Linked DNA regions of Mus musculus: region 2 is linked to region 1. The links are chromatin loops, found by intact Hi-C in ENCODE. Cell type or tissue: gastrocnemius. All regions are shown on one strand.

The links. Peaks named below come from ENCODE experiments on the same cell type or tissue, not always from the same donor. Only the 100,000 strongest peaks of a DNase experiment are listed, where the experiment ranks them.
Region 2: it touches region 1 in a loop (5-fold over the local background); 1 of 42 quality-filtered maps calls a loop at or near these places.

The regions. Positions count from the first base shown.
Region 1 is chr2:11,534,032-11,536,531 of GRCm38, forward strand. It overlaps a transcript of Pfkfb3 not described here. Among named protein-coding and RNA genes, the nearest start is that of Gm10851, 14 kb to the left of the region's middle. In gastrocnemius, no CTCF peak of the experiment used is centred here; DNase peaks (open chromatin) are centred at 1,072 and 1,586; H3K4me3 peaks cover 1,980 bases; H3K27ac peaks cover 2,500 bases.
Region 2 is chr2:11,764,522-11,767,021 of GRCm38, forward strand. All of the region lies in intron 3 of Fbh1 (F-box DNA helicase 1), which reads right to left. Among named protein-coding and RNA genes, the nearest start is that of Fbh1, 12 kb to the right of the region's middle. In gastrocnemius, no CTCF peak of the experiment used is centred here; a DNase peak (open chromatin) is centred at 1,287; H3K27ac peaks cover 969 bases.

The sequences.
Region 1 (2,500 bases):
CCAGCACTCGGGAGGCGGAGGCAGGCAGATTTCTGAGTTCGAGGCCAGCTTGGTCTACAAAGTGAGTTCCAGGACAGCCAGGGCTATACAGAGAAACCCTGTCTTGAAAAACCAAAAAAATAAAAATAAAAATAAAAAAATAAAAAAAAATAAGACACAGCTCTGCAGATCTAATCTGCTTTGAGGAGGGGAAGGGTTAGAAAGCTGGGGACAGGGTAGGAAACAATGAACAGCTGCTGATATCACGATGCCGTTGTATTTGTTAAACCCATAGTCAGGATCATACTTCCTGGTGAGGTGGAGATGGGACATCCTTCCTTAGTGCTGGGCAGTCCTTTTCCACCTGTACATAGAGCAGCAACACACCTTAAAGAGCGAACCTTCCAGACCAAATGATAAATCGACGCAGAACCCTGCAGACTATATCACTTTTTGCAAGGTCATCTACCTATCTATCATCTATCTATCTACCTATCTATCATCTATCTATCTATCTATCTATCTATCAGGATAAATTCTTTTATGGATACACAAAGGCTTGGGGTACGCAAGATGAAAACTGAGTTTTAGGCACCCATCTCTCTCTCCTGTGAATGTGAACTTCTAGCTCAATCTGATTCCTGGACAGAACCCTATAATTTTTCAGTAATGAATCTCAAATTTGGCTCCTATAAGTTTATATCCCCCGAGGCAAAAGCAAGACCAACACAACCTCCTGTTTACCCAGCCTTCCAAATACTAGCAGATCGAAATCATGAGCCTCTCCTATCCTGCCCTTATCTTGCATCCCCACTGCTTACAAGGAAGCCTCACATGACATTTCCACTCTCACCGGCTCAGCAACTCTTCCTGTCCTCTTAGCTAAGTGTTGTGTGTAGTCACAGATGCAATGCATTCTAGGTCCTATGAACTAAGATGGTAATGGGCAGCCTCAGGGGTTCTCAGAGCCTTACCCTAAAGCTAGCTTTGGCTTCCTCGTTTCTGGACCAAAGCGATCATCTAGATCGGAAGCATTCTTCTCACAGCAGCTTCCGTGAGTTATTTACACAAATGCCCAGCAGAACATCGCGTCCGTGATCAGGGGGGTTGGCATACTCTGCTGCCAAGCAATTGTACTACTGTCGAAGATTAAAAACACTCTGTGCTCTTAGGCAATCGCCCAAGTTCAAGGTTTCAAAATTTAAAAGAGAGAGAGAGAGAGAGAGAGAGAGAGAGAGAGAGAGAGAGAGAGAGAGAGAGAGAGAGAAAGGAAAAATAGATTTTTAAAATAGACCTGTCCTTGTAACTGTTTTTCTTTTGTGGGTTTGCAAGCCCACCCCGGCCGCACCCGCCTCTCGGTTCCTCTACAGTTATTTACAAAGCGTAGCGGCTCCCAGGCCTTCTTGGAAAATTCCCTTTGCCAGGAAGGCGACCCAGCGGGCCAGCAGAGGCGGGAAGCCCAGGGACTGCAAGCCCTCCACCCATGCCTGCGGTGCACAGACACGTGCGTGCGACAACTGGGAGCACAGACGGGCACGTGAACTCAGCGTGCCGTACAGTCCCGAGGGGAGGAGCGAGCGCTGACCAGCTCGTGGGCCGGCCGTGCGCCGCAGCCAATCTACGCAGACCTGCTTCTAGGCCACGCCCCTTTGTTGCCAGCTGCTGCGTCCCGAGCTGACCTCTTCAGGATGGTGAGACAGCGGGCAGTCTCTGCCCAGGCTGCGCGCAGTGCTACCCACCACTTTTCTGGGCGCGGATACAGTAGAGGATGCCGTCCCTATGTTCCTATAAGGGATCTCAGAGACAGGGTTCCTCCCCTACACTAGGTTGGGTTGTCGGGTTCTTCCGGGTCCTCTTCCCTGGTAACCACTTCAGGACATAAGCCTACCTTCTTCGTTGCTTCCACCCCCATAGCCACTCTCAGAAATCAGAGGCAGAAAAGAATGTTCCAGGGTTGACATTCAATCTACTGAAGTGTTTGGTTTGTTTTTTGTCTTCGGTTACTTTTCTGAACTAGACAAGTCTTTAATCCCAACATTCTAGAGGCAGAAGGTAGTGGATTTCTAGGAGTTTTAAGCCAGCCTGAGTTACATAATGAGTTCTGACAAGCCGGAGCTAGATGGTGAGACCTAATAAATAAATGAATAAATAAGTTAATGATTAATTTTTGGAAGCCAAACGTGGCAGTAGTCCACAACTGTAAGCACAGCGCTTGGAAGGCGGAGGCAGGAAGATCAGAATTTCGGGGTCATATTATAGTGAGTAAGGAGACAGTCTAGGCTACATAAGACTCCATCTCAAACGCCAGTTTCAAAATGTGAGGTTTCTTCATTTAAATTTTAGCGAACATACAAAATAATGGGTTTCATTGTAAAATTTTCTTACATATATGTCATTGTAGTTTGCTATTACTATTATCTTCATTTGGAGGGACGGATCTTGCTGTGTAGATCTTGCTGTTGCCCTCAAAACCAAGTTCCTCCTGCTTTAGCCTCTGTAGCCTCTTTAGCCTGGTGCTGGA
Region 2 (2,500 bases), 230 kb after region 1:
GACCGTAAGTCAACAAATGTCACACGACAAAAGGAAGACATTATGGAATGATGATGCTACCCAGAGACATTTTCACCAAGATGTGATAGCAGGGCAGGTACCACCACACACCACACACATGTAGTTACACAAAGCAAAACTGAGAACAGAAGGAAGAAAGGCAGCAGGCATGTAAGGAGATGCTGGATTTAAATAGCACTACAGACTACTGAGCCTAACAGATCCACACAGATGCTCCATCCAACAGCAGCAAAATCCATACTCATCCCAAGCCACAATATGTTACATCATTTATTGGTTCACAAAGCCAGTCAATCGATTAAGATGGCTGAAGTTATGCCATGAGTCTTTTCAGTAAAATGAGGACACTCTAAGTTAAGGCAGCAGGAAAGCTGAGCTACCCACAACGTAAATCAGGCTTTCCTGTTCTAGAGATAAGGTGTCACCAAGTAGCTGAGGCTGGTCTTACACTCATGATACTCCTACCTCCACCTTCCTAGTACTGGGATACAGGCATGTATCGGTGCATCTGGCTACACAGTGCACCCTTAGAAGGGTCAAAGAAGCAATCATAGAGCACCTTAAGACAAGTAAGACGAAGACACAACACAACTTAACCGACACCGTGGAAACAGCGAGCAGCTAGCTTACAGGGAGGAGGCTTCTGTTTAGAACAGAAAGGGATCGCGCGCTCAGTAGAGCGTCTGTGGCCGAGTGTTTGCCTAGAACATGCAGGGCATAGGTTCAATCCCTAGCACTAAAAGAAAAGATCTAAAAACACCCAGACTACCTTCATACCTCAAAGAGGGAAAAAAAGGAACTAAGGTCAAAATTAGCAGAAGAAAGGAAATTACAAAGAGCAGAGCAGACGTGGGCATAGAAGTGCTTGTCTGTAACCAAGCGGAGCAGGCAGCAGCAGGAGGATGGACGATCTGAAGCTACTCTGGGATACGCAGTGAAACTGCACAAAAATAACAGTAACAGTAATAACAATAATTAAAAACCCTCGGCTAGATCAACTAAGAAAAATGAAAGGGACATTAAAATTAATGCCACAGAAGTAAAAGAACTACAAGGGGCAAAAATGGATAAATTCCTAGAAACCCACATCCCACCAAGTCTGCATAACAGAAACAGAATGACAGAAAGATAAAGAGTGAAGAGACAGAATCAAACAGCAAAACTTGCACCAGAGAAAAGCCCGGGACCAGATGGCTTCAGTGGGGAATCCTACAGAACATTTAACGAACAATCAACACCAGCATGCCTCAGACTCTGCCAAAAGACTGAAGAGGAGGGAAAGTGCCAAGTTCCTTTGGTGAGGCCAGCACTGCCATAACATGAGAGCAACTACTGAAAACACCCTGCTGTTGTCGATGACCAGAGTGACATCACTGTAACATTTTAAGAGAGAAAGACAAGCTTGGATATGGTCCCAAGAACTCTGTGTAACCCAGCCCCTCCCTATCCCCACCCCACAGCGCTCAGTGCATACAACAGCTTGCCATTTAGCTGACAGACACAGTGTCAGCAAGCAGGGCTCACATCTAAACTCATAGACATTGTTCTGAAATCAGCAACTAAGATGCCATGGTGGAAAGCTAGTGACATTTCTCCTGACCTCTTTCATAATTAGAAGAAAAATTTCGCTTTCCTCTTTTAGGCTGTATGAAGCTCAATGTATGGGTGCCTGAGATCTAAGATAGAGATCTAAGCTAGTGTGAAGACTGTACTTAGCAGCTGTCACTATGCTACAAAATAACGTACTAATTGTACCACAAATGCTACTGATAGTGTTTGGGTCACCACAAGGAAAAGAGAAAGACAATTCAAGAGTCATGGATGTGCTAAGAAAATGTCCAAAGGAGGGTCTCAGGCCTAAGCTTCCCATAAACAACGTTACATACGCTGAGAAAACACAAACTATAAAGATTATCAAGACCCAGATAAATAAGAGAATAATGCTTATTCTACAGGGAGCAGATACCTGCCTCCCTAACAGAGGAGAGTCTTTTCTAGAAAAGTACTGTTCTAGAACGATTAGGCAAAAAAGGAGAGAAGGCAGGAAAACAGGCAGTCACTCTGCCCAGTCTGAGCACAGAAAATGGAAGTATTAAGTTATCCAAAGAGGGAAATGAAAGAAGGCATAGAAGAGAACGGGTTATTAAGACCAAATGCAGAACCGTAATTACACTAACAGAGCTATAAAATGCTGAAATGGTAAAGAGGAAATAATGGACTTCAATGGGACAGGATGGGAAGGCACAGTTTGTACAATATGAAGTCTTGAAGAACATGCAAGATGGTAATGGACATACAGTGACCTTAATCTAAGTGGGTCGTGTGATTACACCACATGGTGCCAGACATACACAGTCTAAGGAAGGTCAGGGCACAGATAAAAGCAGATGTGAGAAGAAGGAAGGAAGGGTTCTAGAAGATTTGGTGGGGCATGCCTGGATGGCCCCAGATACCTGGGTAGTCTGTTCTTCATTCATGA